Linked DNA regions of Mus musculus: regions 1, 3, 4, 5, 6 and 7 are each linked to region 2. A link is a loop called in an ENCODE intact Hi-C map of the cell type or tissue named here. Cell type or tissue: left cerebral cortex. All regions are shown on one strand.

The links. A loop is a pair of places that touch in the nucleus more often than their neighbours do. Peaks named below come from ENCODE experiments on the same cell type or tissue, not always from the same donor. Only the 100,000 strongest peaks of a DNase experiment are listed, where the experiment ranks them.
Region 1: it touches region 2 in a loop (4-fold over the local background); 2 of 42 quality-filtered maps call a loop at or near these places.
Region 3: it touches region 2 in a loop (11-fold over the local background); 2 of 42 quality-filtered maps call a loop at or near these places.
Region 4: a loop joins it to region 2, with 8 times the contacts of the local background. A loop is called at or near these places in 2 of 42 quality-filtered maps.
Region 5: it touches region 2 in a loop (3-fold over the local background); 2 of 42 quality-filtered maps call a loop at or near these places.
Region 6: a loop joins it to region 2, with 9 times the contacts of the local background. A loop is called at or near these places in 2 of 42 quality-filtered maps.
Region 7: it touches region 2 in a loop (11-fold over the local background); 3 of 42 quality-filtered maps call a loop at or near these places.

Annotation. Positions count from the first base shown.
Region 1 is chr2:7,549,027-7,553,026 of GRCm38, reverse strand. No RefSeq gene overlaps it. Among named protein-coding and RNA genes, the nearest start is that of 5031426D15Rik, 620 kb to the right of the region's middle. In left cerebral cortex, a CTCF peak has its summit at 2,207 (motif pointing left); DNase peaks (open chromatin) are centred at 1,630 and 3,912; H3K27ac peaks cover 2,959 bases.
Region 2 is chr2:8,273,924-8,277,923 of GRCm38, reverse strand. No RefSeq gene overlaps it. Among named protein-coding and RNA genes, the nearest start is that of Gm30904, 69 kb to the left of the region's middle. In left cerebral cortex, no CTCF peak of the experiment used is centred here; a DNase peak (open chromatin) is centred at 1,579; H3K27ac peaks cover 2,050 bases.
Region 3 is chr2:8,468,955-8,472,954 of GRCm38, reverse strand. No RefSeq gene overlaps it. Among named protein-coding and RNA genes, the nearest start is that of Gm30904, 130 kb to the right of the region's middle. In left cerebral cortex, no CTCF peak of the experiment used is centred here; DNase peaks (open chromatin) are centred at 642 and 2,224; H3K27ac peaks cover 3,370 bases.
Region 4 is chr2:7,734,359-7,738,358 of GRCm38, reverse strand. No RefSeq gene overlaps it. Among named protein-coding and RNA genes, the nearest start is that of Gm30904, 610 kb to the left of the region's middle. In left cerebral cortex, a CTCF peak has its summit at 1,829; DNase peaks (open chromatin) are centred at 1,838, 2,899 and 3,850; H3K27ac peaks cover 1,795 bases.
Region 5 is chr2:8,058,212-8,062,211 of GRCm38, reverse strand. No RefSeq gene overlaps it. Among named protein-coding and RNA genes, the nearest start is that of Gm30904, 290 kb to the left of the region's middle. In left cerebral cortex, no CTCF peak of the experiment used is centred here; DNase peaks (open chromatin) are centred at 342 and 2,269; H3K27ac peaks cover 2,537 bases.
Region 6 is chr2:8,027,379-8,031,378 of GRCm38, reverse strand. No RefSeq gene overlaps it. Among named protein-coding and RNA genes, the nearest start is that of Gm30904, 320 kb to the left of the region's middle. In left cerebral cortex, no CTCF peak of the experiment used is centred here; DNase peaks (open chromatin) are centred at 1,570, 1,990, 3,452 and 3,601; H3K27ac peaks cover 3,913 bases.
Region 7 is chr2:8,343,013-8,347,012 of GRCm38, reverse strand. It overlaps Gm30904 (a long non-coding RNA gene), which reads left to right and starts at 1,685. Exons shown (of 3, transcript XR_373985.2): 1 at 1,685-1,876. In left cerebral cortex, no CTCF peak of the experiment used is centred here; a DNase peak (open chromatin) is centred at 2,061; H3K27ac peaks cover 3,899 bases.

The DNA.
Region 1 (4,000 bases), 720 kb after region 2:
GTAAATAATTAACATGGAGTTATCGGTGGGAGGTAGACTTTAACAGCATGGAGGGCAAGCAGTTGTCCTTCTGTTGTCTGCTTAAGGTATATTAAACTCTGTGTGTGTGTGTGTGTGTGTGTGTGTGTGTGTGTGTGTGTCTTTCATCTACTAACATAAACCATTGAGGTGGGTAGTAACTCCATGGCAGGATGTATTAATGAAATCATACTACAGAGAGTTGTCTTTAAGATTTCAGAAGCTCAAACCAGGCCCAGTGGCTTATTCTTTTCTCTTGCTGCCTACAGATCCAGTTGTAGAACTCTCAGCTCCCTCTTCAGCACCGTGTCTTCCTATACCATGCTTTCTCACCATCATAATTATGGACTAAACCTCTGAAACCTGTAAGCTAACCCCAGTTAAATGTTTTCTTTAAAAGAGTTCATATCATCATGATGTCTCTTCACAACAATAGAAACCCAAACTAAGACAAGTAATCTCATTCTTGTTTGTCCACTGAGTTTGTTTGCTTGTGGTTTTGTTTTGTTTTGGTTTTTTGTTTGTTTGTTTTTGCTGTGGTATAAACAACAATGATGAATACAGGGAGATAAATACAGGATGAATGTAATGTAATGTTTATGTACAAGTTCTAGAGACAGACTGCATTAAGTCAACAATATCTATTCAGAGGCTAGGAGAATAGCTCAGTTGCAAATGTCCTTGTCTAGCATTCATGAAGCCCCAGATGCAATTCCTAGCACCACATAAACTTCTTACAGTGATACATCCCTATAATTACAGCATTTGGAAGGTAGAGGCCAAATGCTCTATAGTTGGACACCATTCTTGGCTATTTAGAACGTTTATGACAGGCTGGGGATATAGAAGATCCTGTCAAAAATATTTTGAATAATTTTACTCAACAAAGAACACAACTATGGATATATCTCAGTTCATTGTTTTGCATGCACGTGGTACCAGGTTTCATGCCTAGTCGCACATAAGCAGAACAGTGGCAATGCTTATAATTCTAACACATCTCAGGTAGAAGCAGAGCCATCAGAAATGTGAGGTTATCCTCGCTTACAGGGCAAAATCTTTGCCAGGCAGAAACAGATGAAACTCTAGGACTTTGAGTCCAGCCTAGCATATAAGGAGGCCAGGCTCGGCCAAGACTACATAGTAGAGTCTTTGTCTTTGTTCCTGCAAACAACAATAACAAACAAACAAACAAAAACAGACAAGATACTGCTGAAAGTTATTTTAAGACACATGGGAATATATATATATAACCATGCTAGTAAAACCATGCTTCTTACCTGGCAACCAGGAAATAAAAGAATGACAAGGAGAGGAAGACGTGAAAGTCCACACTCCCTTCAGTGTATCACACACATAAGGATCTAAAGACCTCCCTGTAGGTCTCACCCCTTCAAAGTTCTCCTATGTACATCCTTGTAGCTCACGTCTGGAGACCAGGCCTTTAACACATGGGCCTTTGAGAAACAGTCAAGACACAAACCTCAGCATTAAGAATGGGGAAAAATAAGAACCACAAGTCTTGCTAATGGGAAAAGAGTGATGCCGATTTCCAGAAAGCCATCTGGTAGTACTTAGGGAAATGAAATATGTTTATGCATATGCTACAATTTAGCAATCTTTCTCCTTGAGTAGGTACCAGACAGACTCTCCCAGGATTTCATAAAGAGATATGTATGAACAAGATTTCTCGTGGGATGTATGGGACTCCGAAGAATATTTTTGGTAGAACTGATCTGCATGTACAACCTTATCAAAATATATTTAAAAATTCACATGTAGCTGAGTATCATAAGTATAGTCAATGATGAAGTTTTGTAACAATTGCTTATAAAATAGTGTCTTCTTGTCTAAGGAGTACATATGACCATTCCACAGTATTTAGACATTTAGACATCATCTCATTCTACTTGAGGGACCTGTACATCTTTTACCATCCATTTTTACCAGATGCACCATTTGTGATTAATTTCACATTTCCTGCCACAAGTAAAAGCAACATCTTGTTGATGATAGTCATAATTTCATGACTATTTGTAGGTTGTTTTCAGGAAAACAAAATAGACTGTCTTGCCTCTGTAGTCTCAGCATATCTGTTATTTAATACAAGGTACTTGACATACAGCTGTACCATCATCTATTCTATGTCCCTCCATCTCTGAATAATGCCACCTAGTGGCTGCTACCATGAATTCTAGTTTTACCCTATTCATGCACTACAATATTAATTTTCTGTGCATATCACCTAATCCAAAAACCTACCCTGAGCCTTTTGCACTACTACCAATGGGTTCCCTAATGTATGATCTCTCTCTCTCTCTCTCTCTCTCTCTCTCTCTCCCTCTCTCTCTCTCTCTCTCTCTGTCTCTCTCTGTCTCTCTCTCTGTCTCTCTCTCTCTCTGTCTCTCTCTGTCTCTCTCTCTCTCTGTCTCTCTCTCTCTCTCTCTCTCTCTCTCTCTCTCTCTCTCTCTCTCTCTCTCTGACTATATTGTTTTACTCTAGGCATTAACATCAGTAAGAGTTTACGGAGTTATGGAACAGTTCTGTGGTCTCAGGATTAACAGACAGGAGTATCATGACCAAATCTACATCCTTGACTCTATAAGGCTGTTCCATTTAGTGATGGTTACAGTTGGAGTCAGCACAGGAAGTTCTGTGAGCAAAATGTGATATTTGAATGTAATGAAATACAAAGTAAGTCAAACAGTCATAGATTCACACTGAGTAGCCCAATGTGTCAGGCATGTCTTAGGAGATCTTCCCAGTATGTTCACCCCATCAGTACAAGACAGCTACACTTGTTCAGATGCTACATGGCAGTTCCTGACTTGGCTGTGTGGTAGATTACTGTTTCCTCGTCTTGGCTTTTCTGAACTCCTGCTATTGCTTATCCACTGAACTCTTGTAAACATAAGCAAGTGCTGTCTACAACTGTGGCAGTTAATTACTAGAGATCCCTAGTTCGTTCAGTGAGAACAGAAGCCAGAAGATAAACACAGATCTCTTGCTTAGGTTAGAAAACAGTAAGATGCATTTCATGTCACATTTAGATTGATTTCACCTGAGTTTCTGTCCCTGCTCACTTGATTTTCCACTTACATATGCACATATGCACGGGCATAGAAGTCTCTAAACTATTTGTTTTGGGAAAAAACAAGACACATGGGCAGCGTTCTTTTCATAGTATTGTCTAAAAAGAGTAAGATATCAAAATGAATGAACACTGTAGCAAAGTAATATTTGTTTAACACATATACAGTCATGAAAACACATATAATAATATATTTGGAAGTTGTACATATGCATAACACACATGGACTTGCACGCGCACCAAGCATTGACGAAGAAGGACATAAATTAGGAATTAGGAAATTAAGAAGTAGTGATTACAAGTTGAAACCTAAAAAATTGCTCAGCACAAATTTGAATGGAAACAGAGACAAAGTAATAGATGAAAATGGGTATTCTTTAGCAAACCCAGATGTTTCATGTCAGAACAGAATCCTTTATTTTCCTAATGATGAGCATAGGTTACAAGCAAACCAGTAGAGCAATGCAGGACTTTCTACATGGCAGCTGTGTCATCCACTCAATCATCTTGTTCCGAAACTGCTGATTCTTCTTGCATCTTTGATGTCCCAGCCTCATCTTTGACCTGTCTGCCTGAAGGACAGATTAAGAAATTTAGAATACGGATATTGCTTCCCTTCAAAGTCCAAACTAACAACCTCATCTCACTGGATTTATTTCATCTGCTTGTGAATTGCCTGTATTTGACCGGCCTGCTGGGAGCATTGCTTTTCTGAAGTTAGGAGGGTGGGAAAAGAGAAGAGACTTTCTAATCTAAAATTAGCAACACTGCCTCGTTTCTTCATGCATAAGCATTGAGTTTTCACCCAGCCATCCTGGGTATTTCAAGAATTGCTATAATTATTTGCCAGCATTTTTTTCACATTTGCATCCATTCTGCTTTTGTATTTCT
Region 2 (4,000 bases):
AAAAACACTCTCAGTGACCCAAACTTTATGTTTTAAAATCAGTAAAAGAGCATGAAGAAAAGACATTAGTGCTTTAGCAAGACTGATATGATCGAGCTCATCCTTTGCATGGAACAAGAAGCTCCTCTCACAGTGAAAGAGAAAAAAAAAGGAAGTTTCTTCCACAAGGGGAATTGTAAGATTTACCAGGCATTTCTTTTCTTTCTTTCTTTCTTTTAAATTAGATATTTTCTTCATTTACATTTCAAACGCTATCCCCTTTCCTAGTTTCCTCTCTGAAAGTCCCCTATACCCTCTTCCTACCCTGCTTCCCAACCCACCTACTCCTGCTTCAAGGTCCTGGCATTCCCCTGTACTGGGACATATAATCTTCGCAAGACCAAGCGACTTTCCTCCCATTAGCAGGCATTTCTGTACAGCAGGTCTCTTACTGAGGCATCTTTCTTCACAATCAGATCCTGAGATTCTCAGACTTGGGAAGAGAGCAGGAAGGTCATAGTACCAACACTAACTTGGACTTTGTCCTCTCTCTCTCTCTCTCTCTCTCTCTCTCTCTCTCTCTCTCTCTCTCTCTCTCTCCCTCTGTGTGTGTGTGTGTTTGTGTGTGTGTGTGTGTGTGTGTGTGTGTGTGTGTGTGTGTGTGTGTGTGTCTTTGCACCATATAAGTGTTCACATGTGTAGCCACATGTATGGAAGTGCGGTGGGTGCATATAGATATATTTATGTGAGTGTGGAAATAAGAGTTTGACACAAGATATCTTCCTCAATAGCACTCCATCTTATTTTTTAAGACAGGGTCTCTCACTGATTCTGGCTAGACTGGGTCCTAGCACTGGGTTTTTACCATCTCACTGCCATGGCCCACTTTTCTGTGGACCTTGAGATGTAACTCAGGTCCTTATGCTTGCACAATGTGAACTACTTTACTGCACTGCCTTCCTCACACTTTAGAGGTTGCCTTTTCTTTTAGAGATTTCAGATTCATATCAAAAGGACTTTTCTTTTGGTGTATGGCAACAAAACTGGGGTCAGACATCTGGGTCACAATCACTAACCATGTCCTATTGTAATCAGTCCCATACTGTCACATGTCAGGTGAATATGGTGTGTGCAGAATATGGGAAATGTTGGGCCAGGAAGGAGCCTGCACTAAGTATCTTCTCTGACAATCTTCTATTACTGAACAATGGATACAGAAGTTGTCTTAAATGTCAGCTGTGAGCTTAGATCTTCAGGCTTTAGAAATGACCATGAGGTTGTTGTAACTGGGCCAAGACTGGTGTGACCACTTGAAGCATGCTAATACCTCTCTTTGTCTTCAACCAACAGACAGTGGAGCTGGTACTTATTCAAGAAAGTGTTATGTGAGGAACAAAGTCTTTTTTACTGTCCTTGTGAGTGAGTCATTGAAAAGAAGTTTTGTGTAATGAGTCAGGCAAGACTAAGAGGTGATGCATCTCTTCATAATTCCCCAACTCTTTTAAAAATATGTCATTTTCTTTACTGATGCTGCACATAAGCAGGTAACCAGAATGTATTAATATATGTGGAGGGGAGGAAGAAAGTTGCAAATGGATGTCTGCGATGGTGAGTCATGGTGTGGCTAATACAGGGTATATTATGTTCTTTTCCTCTTTAGATGGACACTAATGGCAGAAGAACCATCTGCCTCTTTGATGCTAACTGTCCTAAATCTAAAAGGAGCTGTTTATTTAAAATAAAGACCATCATCCTGAGATCATAATAATCAGAGTGTGGGATGGCTGGATCCTAGGCAAGAAACATAAAAAGATCTCTATAACATTCAGAGATGTACATGACATCTGTGCTTTTTTTTTTTTTTTTTTTTTTTGCAGATTTAAATTATATAGTCAGACTTGGCTTCAAATTCCAGCTCCAAAACTAGGTACAATGTGGTCTTAAAAATTACATAACTGTTCTAACTTTGATTTTACCATCAGCAAAGTGATTCTGCTAGTGTCCCCTCAGTACTGTGGGGTAAAGTGCACTGGAGTGGCCAGCAATAGTCTAGTAGACAGTCAATGAATTTCCTGCCATGTCAGTAAAATTTTCAACATTATTAAGCTAACCACAATGTATTCACTGAAGGATGTGTGAGTATATAATCCCTTTTTTAAAAATCCTCATCCTGAGAAGGATGAAACATTTGAATGTGTTTTACTTCCTGAACTCCATGAAAACTAGAGAGCTAACATATTTTAGATAGTCTATTCAGCCTGAGCCTTTATCTTAATTTGACTATTACTAGTATTACTAGCTGCATTGCTTCAGAGAAAGTGCTAGATTTTTTTTCCATTTTTAATTAGGTATTTAGCTCATTTACATTTCCAATGCTATACCAAAAGTCCCCCATACCCACCCACCCCCACTCCCCTACCCACCCACTCCCCCTTTTTGGCCCTGGCATTCCCCTGTACTGGGGCATATAAAGTTTGCGTGTCCAATGGGCCTCTCTTTCCAGTGATGGCCGACTAGGCCATCTTTTGATACATATGCAGCTAGAGTCAAGAGCTCCGGGGTACTGGTTAGTTCATAATGTTGTTCCACCTATAGGGTTGCAGATCCCTTTAGATCCTTGGCTACTTTCTCTAGCTCCTCCATTGGAAACCCTGTGATCCATCCATTAGCTGACTGTGAGCATCCACTTCTGTGTTTGCTAGGCCCCGGCATAGTCTCACAAGAGACAGCTACATCTGGGTCCTTTCGATAATATCTTGCTAGTATATGCAATGGTATCAGCATTTGGATGCTGATTATGGGATGGATCCCTGGATATGGCAGTCTCTACATGGTCCATCCTTTCATCTCAGCTCCAAACTTTGTCTTTGTAACTCCTTCCATGGGTGTTTTGTTCCCAATTCTAAGGAGGGGCATAGTGTCCACACTTCAGTCTTCATTTTTCTTGAGTTTCATGTGTTTAGGAAATTGTATCTTATATCTTGGGTATCCTAGGTTTGGGGCTAATATCCACTTATCAGTGAGTACATATTGTGTGAGTTCCTTTGTGAATGTGTTACCTCACTCAGGATGATGCCCTCCAGGTCCATCCATTTGGCTAGGAATTTCATAAATTCATTCTTTTTAATAGCTGAGTAGTACTCCATTGTGTAGATGTACCACATTTTCTGTATCCATTCCTCTGTTGAGGGGCATCTGGGTTCTTTCCAGCTTCTGGCTATTATAAATAAGGCTGCTATGAACATAGTGGAGCATGTGTCCTTCTTACCAGTTGGGGCATCTTCTGGATATATGCCCAGGAGAGGTATAGCTGGATCCTCCAGTAGTACTATGTCCAATTTTCTGAGGAATTGCCAGACTGATTTCCAGAGTGGTTGTACAAGCCTGCAATCCCACCAACAATGGAGGAGTGTTCCTCTTTCTCCACATCCACGCCATCATCTGCTGTCACCTGAATTTTTGATCTTAGCCATTCTGACTGGTGTGAGGTGGAATCTCAGGGTTGTTTTGATTTGCATTTCCCTGATGATTAAGGATGTTGAACATTTTTTCAGGTGCTTCTCTGCCATTCGGTATTCCTCAGGTGAGAATTCTTTGTTCAGTTCTGAGCCCCATTTTTTAATGGGGTTATTTGATTTTCTGAAGTCCACCTTCTTGAGTTCTTTATATATGTTGGATATTAGTCCCCTATCTGATTTAGGATAGGTAAAAATCCTTTCCCAATCTGTTGGTGGTCGTTTTGTCTTATTGACGGTGTCTTTTGCCTTGTAGAAACTTTGGAGTTTCATTAGGTCCCATTTGTCAATTCTCGATCTTACAGCACAAGCCATTGATGTTCTGTTCAGGAAAATTTCCCCTGTGCCCATATCTTCAAGGCTTTTCCCCACTTTCTCCTCTATAAGTTTCAGTGTCTCTGGTTTTATGTGAAGTTCCTTGATCCACTTAGATTTGACCTTAGTACAAGGAGATAAGTATGGATCGATTCGCATTCTTCTACACGATAACAACCAGTTGTGCCAGC
Region 3 (4,000 bases), 200 kb before region 2:
TTCTCCTAAACATTCATTCCCATCTCTTCCCTTCTTCATAATGAATTTCCTGAAGACTTTTGCTTCATCATTGATCCTAGCATGGTGACCACATCCTCTCTTGAGATGGTAAGTCATGGAATATAGCTTGGTATAGTAGGAAGCCATTGGTGATACTTCATTGGTCTTAGGGAGGGAACCTTCCCAGTTACAAATCTTGTGGGAAAGGAAGAGGGGAGAAGAGGAGAAGAGGTGAGAGGAGAGAAGAATGCACAAAAATAAAAAGGAGGGAAGAGGAGACTTTCTTTAGTCTTTCATTTTTTTTTTGCTCATTCCTCCTCTCTTCCTCCTCTTCCTCTTCCTCCTCTTCTTCCTCTTTCTTCTCCTTCTTTTCCTCCTTCTTCTTCCTCTTCTTCCCCTTCTTCTCCTCCTGGTTTTCTTCTTCACTATATATTATGTATTTGCATCTATAACCTTAAACTTTGGTCAAGAATTTCCCAGTTTAGAGGTTAGTGCTGAAGATACAGACTAGAGCATGAGTACATGCATATGTTTTTGGATTCATTCCTGCAACATACATAGAAAACATTTAGATATAAGGGTGGCTGACTAGAATATCTTTCATCCCATTGTAGGCTGGGCTGATTCAACTGGCTTGGATGGCTAGGTGGGTGGGGTGTCCTTGCCCTTTCTGCTCCATCAGGTGTTCATAAGTTGCAAAGAATGACATTCCCTGATAGAGGTTCTTTGGCTAATGGAATATGAATAGCTACTCCCTCCTGTTAGAATTTCCACATAAGCTTTCAAGAAACTGTTTGATAAAGACAAAAATTAAAACATAAATCTTGGCAAAGAAAAAAGTAAAAGATATTTGTTTACTTTTGAAGTTAGTGAACATTTGAATATGTATGCACTCTGCCTTAAGCTACCTTAGGTAGAAAAATCAGTTACTTGTAGTTCACATAGTTTAAATCTAGAAATTTAATTATTTGCAATAAAAGTTTCTTAAGTCCTTGACAATATTTATGCAACTTTCAACAATGCACTATTGCAATGATTGTTTTTACATATACAGATAGCAATTATTGACAGGAAAAGACACTCTACATCACATACCATCAGTTCAGTGAAATTTAAAATCATTGGACATTTCTTTGAGTCCTTTAGAAACGAAGAATTCTGCAGCTCTAACAGTGCTGATTTCTTGCAAGCAGGGGGAGTACTAAAGGGGACCTCATCTTTGCTGGTTAGAAAGCATAAACAATATTTATCCAAAACTAATAGAGAAATTCTTGTGGTATATAAGAATTCATGAAAACTTAGTGTACTCTGAAACACAAAGTGATGGCATAACAACGTGGTGTTAGTAGTGAATGTTTTTAGAGATAAAAACAATAATAAATAATCAACAGCAACTACCTCTCTGTCTTGTAGACTAGGAAAGGGCTGAAGCATACTAAGATTCACAAAATCATGAAATTATCTGTAGCTAACTAAGAATTCCAAGAGAGGAGAAAGTTGATATTTAAAGGGACATAAAAAATACCCGTTAACCTTGTACTTATTACATTAACTTAAACTCCATGAGAATGGTTACTTTATTAACCCTGTTTTACTTTCATATTTATGCCAATTATGTCTCAGAGCCTCCAAAAAGACTGTTAAATGTCTTTAATAGCATATCTTTGAGACAATTACTTGATGGCATAATCCAGATAATTCAACATGGGCTTGCAACCAGAATACTAAACTTAAAAAGAAACAACAAAACCTTGTTGTCCTTGGAGAAATTTGAATATCTATTCTATATTCATGACTGCTAAAATTCTTGTATCAGTTTGAGATTGGAGATTTGCTGATGTTGTTTTGCACAAAGGGGGGGGGGAGAGAGACAGACAGACAGACAGACATATTTAGTCACTGCCTAATGGGTTAAGGGAGTACTTTTTAATATAACTAATTCTTTTACCTATATTAGCATAAATTGTTATCCTAGATTGCTCTCCAGAGTCCCCTCTTGTTTCTTTCCTTTTTCTCCCATCTCTGTCCTTTTCTTTTTCTCCTCTGTCTTTCATTATTCCCACTAAAAAAAAGTAGCTCAATTATAACTTGCTTTGTCTCACAATGACATTTGGAAATTATTTTCTGTACTTAATTTGTTAACAAGTAGATTTTTTTCACATATGCCAAAATATATAAAACACATATTGTACCATCTGGACAAAGCTTTTGCCCATCTGGAATGTACTATCCTGGAAGCAGTGCAAACTTTTTCTAAATCTAGTGCTTTCTCCATTTAAAAGGCCCATGTATTTGAATCAAATTATAACTAAAAACAAACTCCCTGAAAATTCTCAGACAAGGGCTGGTGTAATTTAACCGCCATGCCTATGTCAAATGGCTTTTACACAGCAGGTAGATTGTAATAATCTTACTTCGGGTTATTTAGCTTGAAAGGTTCTATACCTAACCCAAGCCCTATTGATTCCCTGTCCTGATTTTGTTCAAGCAGATTGTGTAGATTGCCACTATGTCAGTCAAACCTGATGGGATTTTTTTTCTTTGAATGTAGCTGGACCAGCTCTAATAGAATCGTTAGGTGTTTCATAGTTTAAACAAAGCTGTCATGAGAGCCTTTGTTGCCTCAGAACGCATAAGACATTATTAGCTCTGCATTGTGTCTGTTGAGATCTTGTTTTATATTGCTGAAAACTTTCATGAATTAGCTATACTGACATGAGCCTGGCCTGGGTCGAAATCATACACTACATACTATAGAATGATTTCCTTGCATGCGGTGAAAAGAAATGTTATAAAGTTGGTAATTTTGGATTTGAGTTTGAGTTCTAATATTTAAAATATAAACTTAGGGTTTTTTTAAAGTTAAAAGTGGTTTTTGTAAGACTAAATGTACAGAATGTTAGACAATAGTCATATGCATAGGGGCAGAGTCTATGCTCAGGTAGACATTAATATTATAGCCAGTTCTAAAATTGAGGTCCTGAAAAAATGGAACAGGATGACACCTGGAGTAGAGATTTGGGGGGTGGGGAAAATTTTCTTCAGGGCATGTAACAGTGAGGGTTATTTGTTTTTGCTTGCTTGCTTGATTGATTGATTGATGATTGATTGATTGATTGATGTATCTATCACTGCATAAACATTTTTACTATGTATAGAAATAAAAAATAAAAATTTTCTCCATCAATGCTCTTTCCTGCATCATAAGTGAAAGTTGTCCATTACTAGAGCTTGGGCAGTCAGCTTGTGGAAGTGATTTCTGTACTACTTTAGAGAATGACTACACAATCTGAAGAGCTGGGTATAGCCATGCATACATTGAAAATAGTTATTTGAGAATAGATGCCCACTGGCAGCTTTCTCTATCAGACAAAGGTTTCCAAATACATCCAATGAACATAAAATTCATTATGTCCTATGATTTTCCTAAATGTATGATCACATAATTGTGACAATGGAATCTCTGCAGCACTAATTTCTTGCTTGTAGCTATTACTCTCCACCATTCCCTAACTATGTCTTAGATTTTAAAATTCACCTCATGCTTGTTCGTATGTGTGGGTCAAAAGAAACCATATAGACAAAGATATGTAAGGTAAGATATAAAATGTTATTTTATTTTTTCTATTAAATTATTTTATTTATTTAGATTTCTTTCCTGCCCCCCCCTCTGAGTTCTTCACCCCATCACTCCTCCTGCCGCCTCTGAGAGGGTGCTCCTTCACCTGCACTCCCCCCACCACCACCACCACCTCACCCTCACCAGCATCCCTCTTCCCTGGGGCATCAAGTTTCCACAGGATTAAGTGTATCCTCCCTCACTGAGGCCAGACAAGGTAGTTCTCTGCTACAATATATTCCTGGGGCCAAACAGCAGCAAGTGTTTTGGCTCAGTCTCTGGGAGCTCCCAGGGGTCCCGGTTAGATGACACTGTTGGTCCTCCTATGGGGTTGCCACCCCCTTCAGCTCCTCCAGTCCTTCCTCTAACTCCTCCCTCTTG
Region 4 (4,000 bases), 540 kb after region 2:
GCTCTATCCTTGGCCAAGGACTCTCATGTCATACCACTTTCACATGCACAGGTTAAAATATTCCTTACCTGGTAACCATGTGACTTAAGAGTCACTAACAGAATGAAAACTCCTCTGACCATCTCAAATGAATCCTTCCTCTAGCCACCATTCTCTTTCAGGTTTTATAACATATAAAAAGATGAGGAAAACCTTTAGCTGTCTATCAGATCCCTGGCATCATTACTATAACTTGGCTTTCTTTCTTTTATTTCCATATAAACTCTGGATAGCCTAGAGTTTTGGGTTTTTGAGCCATTCTATTATTCTCCCCTTGAGTTGATTTAACTTCACCAATGGGGCTGACTATATTTTGAATTTTCAACATCAAAGGCTATTTCTGTTTTTACCACTTAAAGCTTCTAACAACAAACCAATTGAAGTTCATCAAAACCAAAAAACAACCAAACAACAACAACAATAAAATGAGTCAACCAAATTAATTAAAATTAATCTACTTTTTTGATCCATTGTGTCTTCACTGTCCGCTCACATATTACTCAGTTAACAAGGTATACCAGTTTCCTTTGTTGCTGTTCAATGTTCAGAAATGGTTCTAATGAAAAAGGTTTCAAAGGTACACTGAAAAGAGTTTTAAGACTTAGGTTGATAAGTAGCAGACAGATGCATGTTAGCGATGCTCAGAATGAGAGGGTTAAGTAGAAGTCTTAGGATCAGCTAAGACCTTCCAAATCAAAGACCATCTACTCACTAGACAGTATGAATACAGCTCAAAATTCACTTGATAGATTTGAGCTGCCTTCCAAAGATCTGCAGTTTTTGTTTTAAAATGTACGTGCTGCTACATTAAAGCATGCATTCAATAAATGTATAGTCTTGTCTCTGTCATTAGTATGCAAATATGAGGGGTTTTTGTACTTTTATACACTTGTTGGATTATAGATTATCTAAATTCTTACTTAATTATCAAAGTGGTCAAACTTTAATTGAACAATCAGAAAATCTGCTTGTTCTCTGAAGTTTTGTTCCCAAGATCAATCACAAAGTCTATATCATAAAAAGATATGCTAAATAAATTGTCACATATATCTAATATATAATTATGATAGACTAACACCCTGAGTCAGTGACTGTTTGTTAGTATTTATTAGTTAATATTCATTGGTGAATATGAGAATCAGTTCATAAGCACACATATCATGGTCCCATTTATATATTTATAGAGCCATATTGACAATGGTGCAATTTCAATATCTCTGAAATGAAGGAATTTATATAAATTGTACTTCCTCTTTACATTTGCTTCATTGTTTATCTTTGCAATATTCCTGGAGAGTTCTTGAATTCATATTAAGAAGCTGAATAAATGTTAGTAAAATACAGTTGACTACAGTAGGTTATCAGCATAAATGTAGAATATAATCCCCTGATTATGTAAATGAATATGCTATCTCTAGGTACTGCACAGCTTCTTCCATTTATCTATACTCCAAATAAAAATCCCATTTCATTCAAATATTGGGGCATTCTAATCTTAAAAGAGTGGAGTGTGAGGACTGCAAATATTCATTTTACCTTTGTGATGAGTGCCTTCTAGTCTCAATTTAAAAAAAAAATAAAAACCAATGTAGTCATTTTGCAAAGGAGTGTGATACATCGATGGAAAAAATCTGATGCTCAGTATAGCAATCTCTCAGTTCTTTTTATTTATTGGTCCTAATAGGCAACTAATCTTTAAAGAGATTTCCCTTCAGTTCCCCACATGACAATATGAACAGTTTTATTTCTTCCCTACAAATGTTGTCAAGAAGCTGCATGACTAAGGCACTTGAATCCAGGTGGGGGAGCCCTTTACAGTTTCAAAGTGGAAGAGTTTAGCAGTTCAGTCCTGACTACTTGAAATAATACATTCCCAACTTAGAGTGCCAAAAAGCTATGGTTAATTATTCTCATGGTGATGATAATCACATCGCTTATGATTCTTAAAGGCACCAAGGAAGACAAAAGTTGTACCAATAGGACTCACAAAAATGGAGGCAATATTAAGTGAAAGTAAAAATGTACAAGAGGGTCACATTATGTTAGATCCTTGAACATAGGGGAAGCCATCAGTCCTACCACCTTCCCTATTCCTAAGGTGTTACCAGCTTCTTAATTATAATAAAATTTTACCCATTCCTTACCTGTCTAGAATGTATCCAAGAAAAATATTAATAACATTTCTAAGGAAATAAAAATTACAATTGTAATTGTGTTTTTAAGTAAATCTTCAGATAATTTACAGGAAGCTAATAAAAGCTACAGAGAAAACATATTTATGGGTATATATCATTCACACTTTCAAGTATATAAACTTCTTTCCTGCTTTCCTAAAAAAAGGGGAATCTTGGCTTATAGTACATCAAAAATGGTAACACAAGTCAAATTATTTAGATTATACTATTAATCCATATATCAAGGATTTGATAAGTCAGTAAGAACTATTTTAAATTTTTGTTACATATTTTTGGATTGTAAACAATTATGTGATCAAAGAATTATTATATTTTATTATAGTATGGTTTGCCTGCAAAAATACTTTGTCTTGGAATCAAAATCACAGAGATAATGCATTTAATAACCTAAAAGAAACTATGGGTTATATTATCAAAATTGAAAGACTTGGGACTAAGGAAATGACTAGTTGGTAAAGTGCTTGCCTTTAAGCATGGAGGGTTGGTTGGATTCTAAGCAGTAGTGTGAGAGAGCTTAGCCTAGCATAGCGGCTTATCATCCAGCAATGGGAAGGTGGACACAGGGATGGCTAAATTTACAAGCCTGCCCATGCAACCAAAGTCAGTAAGTAAATCTGTCTCAAAGTAGTGGGATGCACATAAGAAATAACACAGAGGTTGTCTACTAGTCTCCACACGCCCATGCTCAGATGTATGTGAATTTGTTCACACATGTGTATCTCTGAACATATATAGACATAAACACACATGCATGCATGAAAATCTTATTATTTTTTTTCTTGTTTCTATGAGGTGTTGCTTAAGGATGTGGGTATGCTAGGAATTCATATTTAGAGGGATGCAGTTATGTAAAAGTTATAGAGAGTTTCTCTAGTCAGTTTATGTTACTATAACAAAGCATCATAGACCAAGAGAATTAATGGGATAGAGATTATTTCTCATAGCTGGGACTACAGGTCTGACATTAGGGTGCCTGTGCAGTTGGGTTCTTAGTAAGAGTTGCTGCTGTGTTAAAGGATGTTGGATGCTTCTTGTTTCTTTTGTGCTCTGAGCATAAATAGCAAAGTTTTTATTTTGCCTTTTACCAGGGTAGCAATTCCCCTCAAGAGGACTCTAGCTTCATGACCTTTTTAACTCCCAAGAGCCTATCTCCAGAAAGCATCACGCTGGGGATTAGCATGTAAGTATGATGGGAGCAAAGACTTAGAGCTGACAGCCTCCTTTGCTTCATTTAAAATTTTTCTTTTTAGAATTAGGAAAGAAATGGATGCACAACTTAGCAAGAACTTGCCGCTTCAAATACGCACATATAACTTTTAATGTACACAGATGGAGTTACAGGTGCCAGAATCCCTGCTCAGGATAACTGTAGGAAGCTGTGTATACTGTTGCTGGGGTGGGGGTGGGTGGGGGGAGCTTCCCCTTTGTTATGCTAGTGGCAGGGACTTTATCCCATTTACCCAGAAGCCTCTAGGCAACTGCAAATAATGCCAAGGGACCATGCTGCCATATGGCTGTTATGCAGTCCTTTCTGAAGGTGTCACCCAAAGGGGTTCTCTGAGGACTTACAGCCACGTGCAGATTGCTTCCCCCCCTCTCGCTGCCTGCTTCTTTCCTCCCCCGCATACCACCCGCCTTCCTCTCTTCCCTCAAATGTTCTGTAGCTGTCAAGTTTCTTTTATAGAAATAAGTGAAATTATAATGAGACAAGAGATAGACGTGCCAGAGATGAATAGAAAGACTTTATGGAATTGCTGCTGTATCTG
Region 5 (4,000 bases), 220 kb after region 2:
ACACTTGTGCAACAATCACTGTACTGACAAAGTCATGTCTGCAGCCCCTGTTTTCTTGTTTTTAGCTGAAAGATTATATTTCCCTATATTAATTTTGAGTCTTTCAATGCATAATATTATAAGAGGTACTGGGGCTACTCATAAGAATAATGATTTTCACTCAGAAGCTACAGTAATTCACTAAAGCAAACATTTTAGCTACCAGGCTCTTTGAATATTTAAGCAATATAAGCTAGCAACTATTCCTCTCTCTCTTGTAAATTATGAAAATAGAACTTGAAGAGTGTAAAGAATCTTGGCAGTGTTTCAAAATCAAGAAGTGAGAAATGGAGACCAAGTATCTTTTAGTTGAATGCCAGCTGGCCCAGCTCTTATGAAGCCAGTGTAATGAGATAAATATGATAGAAAGAATGTGTGTTTATCATGCCATTGGAGCATCCTAGAGGGCACAGGGAAAATTATATTGAAAACTGTGTCACAAACGTTGAGTAAAGATTCTATCTCATTGTCACAAATATATATCTTTGAGTTGTCTCAAGAATTCTACTTCTATTCTTTTTATCTGTGATGAAATTTATTCTTAGCATGTAGAAGAATGTTTGATGGTTGAACAAATGTCTGAGGTATCCTTCATTATTATAAAAAATGAGACAACTATAATTCCTGGCTCAAAAACTTGTATGTATATGTTTATAAGTCTGTGATGACACATGCATACATACATACATGCATATTGAGTCTAGCTGTCTGTCTTCCTCAGGTGTTGACTATCTAATTTGTTTGCTTGCTTGCTTGATTATATTGAAACAGTTTATCACTGGGATGTGGGGAATCACATGGTTCGCTGTTGTGCCTGTGAGTCCTAAAAATCCTCTTGTGTCTCTTAGCAGTGGTGTGATTATACGATGTTCAGCTTTTTACATAGTTACTAGGAGTATGACTCATGTACTCTTGCTTCAAGGTAGTTTGAAGAATCTCTGCTGACCAAAGATACTGGAATTTTTTTGTCCTTATTTAAAAGCATGCAAAAAAATACCTGCCTGTATGAAGGCCTGCTGGGCCTTATACAAGTTTAAACAGGACTTAATTTGAGAGGATGAACTAATGCTTCATAGTGGCATCAGAATAGGATTAACTACTGGTTCTATCTTGTGTTAACTGTGAGTTTTATTGGTGGCCATTAGGTAAGAAATAGAATTAGAAATTTCAACTGAGCCTTTCATCTTGGAATCAAAGAAAAAGTTAATAATTACCCATACTGTAGAATGATTCGTACCTTTTTGTTAATTTTTTATTATATTGAATTAAAATTATTTAGGTAGAATGTGCATTTTAACAATTGGGGTATATAAGAAACCGTAATTAAGCCAATCAGAAGCCAGAGGAACTAGGCTTAGATTGCCTGACTTGGGTTTTGGCTTCACTGCTAGCTATGTGTTCTTGGGCAATAGTAAAGTCACAACATTGATGTTTTTCCCTACATTGGTAAAACAATGGTATCTTACTCACAGTTGTTGCAAGAGTTACCTAAGATGATATAGAGAAACTGTTTATATCTGATAAGTGCAGTCAAATAACCTCTTCCCACAAAAGGGGAAGAAAACAAGTTATTGATTATAGAAAGGAAACTGAAGCTAAATGTCTTAATCTACACTCATCTGATTCTTCAATTTTAACCTCCTCGCATGTGCAAGTAGTAACAAAACGGAGCAAAGAGCCCATGTAACCTCAGTGGTATCGCTGAGGAGATTAAAAAGTAACTATGTTCTTTCTTAACTAGGGTTTCCTTCTTCAATTTACCTCCATTTTTTTTTTCCTGTTCAGCCATCACTTCTTGAACTTTGTGCTCTACTCTTTCAGGAACCCTCATTTCTTTGTCTCTTTCTAATTAACTCTTTCTTTCTATTGATGTTTTACATTCTCTCTGAAAGCACCATTCTTGACTTCTGATCACTTTTCTTGGTTCCATCTTTATTTTTTCAACTCTTTTTTTGTTCTACTTTAATAAAAATTTCATACAAATCTCCTTTCATATTTCTCAACATTTTAGGTTTTGAAGCACTTACAAATAAAGATATATATATATATATATATATATATATATATATATATCTTGAGCAGTCTATATATAGGAGTCATAATTTTGTAGTGTCAACTATGAGTAATGTCTGCCTAGCCCTGCAGTCAGTTATATCTGAATTGTTCCCTCCCTCAAACAGAATGTGAGAAATAAATGTAACAGGACGTTACATTCAATGGATACATAGAACACTAAATAAAAAAGGGACCCACATAGAGTTCTTTGTGTTTTTGACAAGAAGCTCAAGGTTGTGGAGGAGTAATAGCTTGAAAAGAAGCAAGAACACTGTAGAATATGTTGAAGACAGAGAGGGCTCTGCTATCCATCAATATTTTGATCCATGCAGAGACTGAAGAGGAGTCAGATACTCTCTAAACTGTGTGGACCTAAGAGCTGAAGAGATGACAGTTGTTCTCCAGTCGGGAAGCTTTCAGGCCACAGCTTTTAGGTGCCCTACCACATAATATTCTGACTGTTATAAAGTAAATAATCAATGCCTTGATAAGAAGACAGAACTGCCTTAACAACTAGTGGAAAACAGTGGAACACTTTTTGTAACTGAGAGAGACAAAAAAATAATAATAATAATAAGGAGAGAAAGAAGAGGACACATGGAAGGACCAGACAGCAGAGGAGTTGGGAATCTTTAGAGGGAGAATGTCCTTGTGTGAGTTTTCCATGCATTGGGCACATAACTGCTTGAGAATCTAAGAAACTGCACATATCTAAGAGCATAGTGATCTAAGCTCTTAAGGGAACAGCACATCCCAGACAGTGCTGTTGTAGGGGCAGTGGCTTCCAGGGATAACCTTGCACTACATGAACCCTTGAGATTAGAATTTGAGTGGTAGATATCAAGTAAGACATTGCTAAATTTGATAAAATATTTAGAAGTGTTTGTAATAAGAATCTAACCATCGTGCTGCAGAGTTTTTATGTGAATCAATACACTTGAAACTGCACTGAGAATTTTGACTTTGGGAAAAGTTCATTATACATTCCCCCAGGCCTCCTGTTACTCGCTGTATTGCAGGTGTAAAAGGTACAGACTTTTGCGGTGTTCATTCACATGACATGGGCTTAAGAACCATATAGGTCTGACTTCAAATTGACAAACGTCTAGAAAGTCAGTGACTTTAGACTACTTGATGAGTTTCTCCAAGCTCACCCTTATGCCTCTATAAAATCAGAACAAAAACAGTTTCAGTAAGTAAGAGGGCAAGACAAATCAGACTATAAAATTAAACACTTGAAAATGTTAGCTATAACTTATAAAATTATGAACCATAGTTCTAATTGATAAGAATTGGTCAGTGAACCACTAAACTACTACTTAGCTTTGGTGACAAATATTTATATACAAATCCCTTATTTGAGAAAAGGAAAACATCCAGAGAATTATTTCAGGGCAATTGAAGCATCCTTGGGGCACTAAGCCCTGTACGCACCCACTTTAGAAAATTATTACATTATGAAAAATGCACAGTGACCACTCAGATACGTGAATAACTTCTTGATACCAATAGAAAAATAAAAATTCAATGTTTTATCACAACATTTTTCTGTATTCTCTTCTTACTACTTTGATATATGCAATGTTTGAGGGCCTTTTTCTATCATTCTGCAGATTATGAATCCTTTTACAGCCAGGCTACTGCTCTACCACTGAACTATAAAAGCAAACTAAAAATATTGAGAAGAATTATTGAGAAGAATTTAATTCATTTTCTATGGGAGAGATAACTTCAAATGTGTGAGAGTGGTAAGTTATTAAAATAAAAAAACAATAACACACACACACATATATATGTGTGTGTGTGTATATATACATATATATATGTATGTATATATATATATATATGTATGTATATACTGTTAGGGGTATTCACATCTGAGTTTAGAATGTGTGTGTGATTTTAT
Region 6 (4,000 bases), 250 kb after region 2:
TGTAATCTTCATCTCAAGACACAGGTGTTACTCTGATTACTTTCTCATGGCCTCCTTAAGGGTTCTACCAATCAGCCACTGGCTTCTGCTAACTTGAACTGAAAAATCAAATCAAAGACCCGGGAGCACTGGCTTTATTCTCTAACATTTTAGTTATACAAAGCCCAATATAGTTCGTTCAATGTAGAGGGAGGTACGGAGATTCTTAGTAAGACCATGCAATGTTCTTAGCAGACAGCTCACAGCTGACTGTCTTCAGCTTCAGGTGAATGGACACTGTTTTCTGACATCCATGAGCACCTATCTGCATTCAGCTCGCATATTCTTTCTCCCAGGATATACCCATTGTTTTATAAGCCAATCTTGAAAACATATCATAAGCACTCAGTACATGAGAGCGTCTACTACTTTGAGTTCTTCTGTTGTTGTATTCTTCACAATTGCTGCCCTCCATGCATGGGAACTTTCATGGCATCACTGCAAAATTTTTCCCACTGAGCTCTAGTCTTAAATTCCTTTAGAATATAACCCTGTAGCCAGAGAGAAGGCAAGGGGGAGGGGGGGGCTCTGAAATGAAAGACTACTTGAGCTCACCACACTTACCCCCTCTCATCTTTCAAATCCTTTTTACTCCTGAAAAAAAGAACTCAGGTCACCATTCTCTTGCCTATATTTCCATCTGTGTGCCCGGGTATTTTGGTGTGTCTGTTTCAACCATTCCAAAATCTGTGTTTATAATCTGCCATGCCTTTTCTTCCCAAACAATACGCATGTTCTTTGCTGTGTAAATAACATTCTCTTCACATTTTCACCCTCTGGGGCAAACCAAGTATCCTCCTTTCATCATTTCTTCTTCTTAAAAATAGATGTTTTGTGTTCTTATTATACTGGCCCTTATTAGTGCTCTCTCTTAATTTGTGGTTCTGGAATTTTAAAAAATTCAGTATCTCTCTAGAGACTTGTTGACTTACAGTCTATTTCCTATCTCTTGCTTATTTTGTACACAAAGAACATTTTCTTACTGAGAATAAATGGCCTCCAGGGGTAACATAGCGTGTCTGAAGCTTTGTCCTCTCTATTGGATCGCCAAGATAGAATTTTGAAAGATGAGTGTCACCAGTGTCCCTAGGGACATTTGTGGACTGGCTCCTAGAAATGTATAGATCACTTGTGTCCCTTTGATATAGACATTTTGTTGTTGTTATACCTGTTTGTTATTATTTTTGTCTCTTTTGCAAATGAAGAAAGAAGTAGCAAAAAAACATTAAAAAAACCAAAAACAGAAATCAGAAAACAAAAAACAAAAACATCCTATGAATGACTTGAGTTCCCCTTCCCTTGAAATGAAGGCTACCTCACGATTGGGTCATGTTCTTTCCTGAGGAAAGACAGAGAGGCTTCAAGTGAAACAACAAGCGTCAAGCTGTGAAGCAGTGATGACCCATCTATCTGGAGGAGGAGTACTCACAGCCCTGGGGAGCTTATTTGGGTCTTAAGTTTGAACAGTTAAAGAACAAACCCCTCAGTGAGCTGGGCTAGGGACAGGGACAAATGAGTGTGGCAAGCAATTGGGACAAAAAGACAAACACATCGAGTTTTCTTTTAAGTTCCACGCAAATGCAGGAAGCCTTGCAAGAGATGTCAGAGTATAAGGATCTGAGGTGTTTTTCCTAAAGAGAATACTTTTCCATGTCTAAAGTCTTAAGTGTAAAAAAGAAAGTTGTCATTGAGGTACACTGTAGATTTTTCATTTCTTAAAAAAAAAAAAAAATCCCTCAAATTTGATTTGAGGACAAATTCAGCATTTTTTAAATTACTTATGTAGAAGAGGATATTTTAGATATTTTTCAGCTCCATTAAACATCAGCTCTGACTGAAAAAAAAAATATACGCCTAGGTGGGTGTTGATTAATGGTGCTAAGAACACTTTGTGTAGGATTTTATGCTAATTACCCTTTATACCCTCACCCGTGTCAATTTTAACAATCTAAATTAGCATTTTCTCCGAGGACTCAGAAATGTGAGAACTGGGAAATTGGCTCAGTAAAGCTGAGTTAGCAGTGAGAAAATTGAGATGTTCTATATTTCTGTATTAACATCTGCTGCTTGTTCAAAGCGTGATCCTTTCAAAATGATGAAGATATTGGGGAGAAAATGGAAAACAATGGAACAAAAAACTCATACTTCATAATTTTTTGTAAAAAATGCAGCATTTGACATTGCAATCAACCATTCTACGTAATAATGTCTGGAATAATGGAATTTTGGATATATAATGTTTGAAATTGATTACATTATTTCGGGTGTAAATATTTTAGCTTCTCTGTGACTTCAGCACCTGTATAATAGAACAAGCTCCCAGAGATATTTATTTATGAAAAATATCAAGCAAACTCCCAATAAAATTAACTTCCATTGTGTTTATTTCTGAACTTGTTCTAATGGGAAACAGGCATTTTCAGTTGATTCTTTGTAAAATGAAATGCCAAATATCATCACGAGGAATGATTTATGGAATTTGCGCACCTCACAATGGTGACTATAGGCTTAAGACAGTTAAAAGGAGGAAATAGGGTCTGGAGATATGGTTAAATTGCTAAGAGGACTTCTTGCCCTTCGAGAGGTTCCATGTTCACTTTCTAGCAACTATGTTAGTGGCTTACAAACACAAATTCAGGCATCCAATGTCCTCTTCTGGCCTCTGCAAACTGCATACATAAAGCATAAATTCACATAGATTCATACACATAAACACACATACACACATCTGAATTTTCTATATATTTTAAATTTTAAATATATAATATAAATATATATAACATATTTTAAAATTATATATATAATCAGATGTAGAAGTTGTTGCAAGCATAGAGGTACATAGCTATAATCCTACACTCAGGAGGAAGACAGGAAGATGACAAGTTGGGTGCTTGTCTGGGCTACAGAATAAGACCCTGTTTCCTCAAACACCAAGGACTGAGGAGGAAGCTCATTCAACATATACTGAAAGCTCTAGATTTAGGCCCCAGTAACACACATAGAAAGTCTGATATGGTGGTGTCTTAGTTAGGATTTCATTACTGTGAACAGACACCATGACCCAGGCAGCTCTTACAAAGGCAAACATTTAATTGTGGCTGGCTTAACAGTGTCAGAGAGTCATTCCATTATCACCACGGCAGAAAGCATGGCAGCACACAGGTAGTCATGGTGTCTGTTCACAGTAGATATAAAGTGCACAGCAATGGTCTTTTTTTGTCACTTTTTGTGTCTGTGTGTACCTATGAGCATGTATGTGTATGTTCACATAGGATGGGTACACACATATGAAGGCTCAAAGATTGATTTGGGTGTATTCTGTATTCTTGAGATTATCTTTTTTGAAACATGGTCTCAGTGGCCTGGAACTTTCTGAGTAGGTTAGATGAGTTGAATACCAAGTACCAGGGATCTATGTGTCTCTGCCTCCCCAGTACTAGATTTCAAATGCACTGCATTACACATGTGAGTTCTCACATAACTCAGTCCTCCTGCTTGTTGGCTCAGAAGTTTATTATGTTATTTCCTAACCCTTTTATCTGTTACATTATGGACTTTTTCTATACTGGTAAGCTGCCCAGTTCCTTGTCAGCACACACTCCAAGTGCTAAGATGCAGACAGTGCTACAACATGGTTAATTAAAGGCATTTTTTTCAGTTTCAGATAAAATTGCAATTGCTAGGCAGCCAGTGGTAAGCCATGTATAACTTTGTCATGTACCCATGTCAGTAAAACCTGAGCATCTTGATTAATGACTGTAGGGTCACTGCTGTACAGTGTCAAAATTCTTTGAATTCTTCTCTAAATTCAAAACCTATCCCTGCTGACTGTTAGGAGCAGAAACCGGGGATTATGCTAATTTGGATTATTAATTAGCTGTTCTATTTCCCCAGAATGCAAGGGATGACATCTATACCAACACGCCTGTCTATCCCTCCAATAGCAAGAAGAGACAGAAGA
Region 7 (4,000 bases), 69 kb before region 2:
AAGGCAGGGATGGGATACTGAGGGATCACAGTTGGCTCTGTCACTCGTATGTCATGGGAGCACTCTTCTCCCACATCTCAGTATATATCTTCAGATGTCTCTCCTTTCCTCTGGGCCTCACCCTAGTGTAGGATCTGGACAGTAGTCTCACTATCTTTGGCCTTACTCTCATATGGGTTCTCTCTTATAACATTGTTTTTATAAAAACCTTCTATCTAAGACAGGAAGCTCACTGGAGCATCCTTAGCACCCTGTATGGAGAAATTCAAACCCCTGAACATTTTGGATTTTGTATACCATGGAGACAGGATTGCAGAGAAGTTGCTATAGCTTACCACTTGAGCCTACCAGGACCTGATGGAGTTGAGCCACCACTGTATTGATCAAGGAGTGTCTACCATGATGTAGAGAGGCAGACATGAGGCTGCTTCAGGCAGAAAACATTAGGGTCCTATAAATATCTGAGTCACTTCTTTTGAGATAGTTTTATATGCTAGTCACCAGACTTCTTCAGTTTGAAATGATAGATTATCAAAATTCTGCCTATCTAAATCAAAGGATAAGTGAGCTGTATCTTTGTTCTTTTCTGAGTTATGTGTTTTCCCCATGAAGAACATAAGCAGGAAAGGAGATTTCTGAATCTTCAAGTCATGCTTCTTATTTATTAAAAACCCAATCTTCAATTTATTTCTATATGGTTAATTACCATAAGGCAGTCAAGAGAAACCATGCCACAGCTTCTATATTTTGTTTATAGATTGATTCTGAGTGCCCTGCATGAGATTCCTACTTCATTTTTTCTAAGCTCCCCCTTTTATGGACAAGTAGCACATGAACACATTTCAGCCACGTTCTCTGCCATTTTATAACAAGGATGACCTTTCTTCAAGTTTCTAATAACACATTTCCTATACCAAAAGGGACGTAGTTTTAACAAGGTGACATTTGAACAGAATTTGAAGGTAGTTATAGGCAACCATGTGGACACCTGTGGGAACAGTTGTCCCTACAGAGGATGGGCCTGGAGCCTGCCTCTGCCTTGAGAAAAATACCAAGAATTCTTTGTAATCACAATAGAGCGAGAGCAGGAAGAATAGTGGAAGACAAAAAGAAGGCAATGAAAGCCAGACCTTGGGTTAGTGTTATGACATCACCTTTCATCTAAATGACACAGAGGCCACTCAAAAGACTTAAACCAAGAAATCACCATGAAGCAACTCACATTTAAATGTCAAACTGCTTCTGTCATGTTGACAGAATTCAGTTTATGGAAATTATTTTCCATCACAGTGCTAGGTGAATTCTGTTAAAAATATAAATTAGATAGGAAAGCAAAAAAAAGATATCTTGGAGTTGGCCGGCTTAGAAATCTTTACCAAGGAGCAGTCCACATCTAAATTATAGAAAGGGATTTCAGAGGAATAAAAAAAAATGATGGTAGGGTAAACTGAGCAGACTCAAAGAGAATTAGAAAATAATCAACTCTTTAATGTTTAGGAAGTTACCGGAGTGTCTGTGTTTCTCTCCCTCTCCCTCTGTCTCTCTCTGTCTCTGTCTCTCTCTTTGTCTCTTTCTGTCTCTCTGTCTCTCCATGCCTCTATCTCTGTCTTTCTCTGGGATTCTCCCTGTTTCTCTCTCCCTCTCTCTCCCTCTGTCTCTCTTCTGTGTCTCTGTTTCCCTCTCTGTCTGTTTCTCTTTCTCTCTCATGGTGTGTGTGTATGTGTGTGTGTGTGTGTGTGTGTGTGTGATTCAGCTGATTAGATTGTAATCAACATCATATGGAAATCTACACTATCATAGTCAATTAAGGAGGAAAGAGAAGACAACAGAGACAAAGGCACTGAGGAGTCCTTGGACGTGTTTCCTGTGGAGAAAGGTAAGAAAAAAAGAGAATGAAATGAGACAGAGGGTACTGTAGAGAGTCTTTGGGAAGGTGACATAAAAAGACTTTAAAGTAAGAAGTGGAAAGCAGAGCTTTCAATTCCAGCAGAAATGTTCTCTCACTCTAGCAGAAGGGACAACAAGTGTGTGGGCAGGTGGCACTTACGCTATGGCACTTGCGGGTATTTTTAGATGTCAGCTCTCATCTGCTGATTCTGTTTGCTAGAAGAAATTTGCCGAGAAGTCATTAGCTGAGGAGGAAGGAAAATGAGCTAGAAGTATGAGAGAGGCATGCTGGAGCCAATATGTGAACCTACTAGCCAGAAGTACTGCACAGTGCAGTGTCCAAACTGATGCCAGTGTTCAAAATTTGACTGATTTAGTTTTCTATTCTGAAGTGAATCTACATATGATCGTGTATTTTTCTTGCAAACTTTTTCTTATGCACCCATAAAGAAAAATGAGTAATTTGTTTCCATATGGAAGAAGATTTTGTCAGGAACTGAGATGGGTGTTATATAAATGTGTAAAATATTATTGAAGGTATATTCTAATTATACTAAAATGATCATCCACTTCATAAAAGGACCCACAAAAGAACAGTGTATTTTAGAATATTTGTTCTTGATTAAGTTGGAGGACCCCTGAAGGAACGGGGTTATTATCAGTGAATTAAATAAAGGGAACTTGGAATTTCGGGCTAGGTTATTTGAATTAATTGGCTACCTGAGTTGGGAATAGATTTTAATTTTTTATTATTTTCTTTATTAACATTTCAAATGCTATCCCGAAAGTTCCCTATACCCTCCCTCCACCCTTCTCCCCTACCCACCCACTCCTACTTCTTGGCCCTGGCCCCTGTACTGGGGCATATAAAGTTTGCAAGACCAAGGGGCCTCTCTTCCTAATGATGGCTGACTAGCCCATCTTCTGCTACATATGCAGCTAGAGACATGAGCTCCGGGGGTACTGGTTAGTTCATGTTGTTGTTCCACCTATAAGGTTGCAGACCCCTTCAGCTCCTTGGGTACTTTCTCTAACTCCTCCATTGGGGACCCTGTGTTCCATCCAATAGTGACTGTGAGCATCCACTTCTTTGTTTGCCAGGCACTGGCATAGCCTCACTCAAGACCTGAGGAGAAGCATGTCATAACCAGGTCATGGAGCCAGCTGGTCACATTGCAGCCATTCTCAGGAGGAAGAGGCAGATACAAATTGACTACTGGTACCCACCCAGCTCAACTTCTTCTTATGCAATCTCAGGGTGAAACATGTGGAATGATGAGCTGATATCTAGCAACTATAAGCAGCAGTAGTATTGGAAGAGATGATATGCTCAGGTAATGGAGAAATGTTATCAGAAGAATGACAGGTACCAAGATAACCAGGAAAGAAAGCTAGATCATGACAGCTTAGAAGTCAAGGCAACAGAGAATTTTAAATAATGAGAAGGTGGTTTTTATTCTCTTCTGGAAAATGAAGAGGAAACAGTTTTCACAAAAGACTTGGCCCATGAGTCATAGGTGAAGACACATAGGGAATCAGCTAGGTTACAACACAAGTTCGATAGATCTTAGCAGGGAACAGAGGTCAAAGGCACTGATAGGTGAAAAGAAACAAGACATTGGAGGAAGATACACTAAAGGAAGAGCAACTGTAATATGTAGATAAAACAGAGAGTATAAGCAGTACTAAGATTCAGATATGAAAATGATTTGTAAGCCAGGAGTGGTGGTGCATGCCTTTAAGCCCAGCACTCAGGAGGCAGAGGCAGACGGATTTTTGAGTTCAAGGCCAGCCTGATCTACAAAGTGAGTTCCAAGACAGTCAGGGCTATACAGAGAAACCCTGTCTTGAAAAACCAAAAAAAAAAAAAAAAAAAAAATGATTTGTAGATGTAGATGGAGAAATGAAGCTAGAAGAAGACTTAAGCAGAATAAGGGCACATGAAAAAGCTCTCAGCAAACCATGACATTTAAACCCAATTAAAAGCCACAACCAGAATGTCAGAACACAAATGACTTGAAATAACTAGGCATTCACTTTGGGCTGAAAGTTTAAGTTAGAATGGGGTAGGGTAGGGAGGTAAGGTATATGGGGGAGGCCAGCATAGAGGATA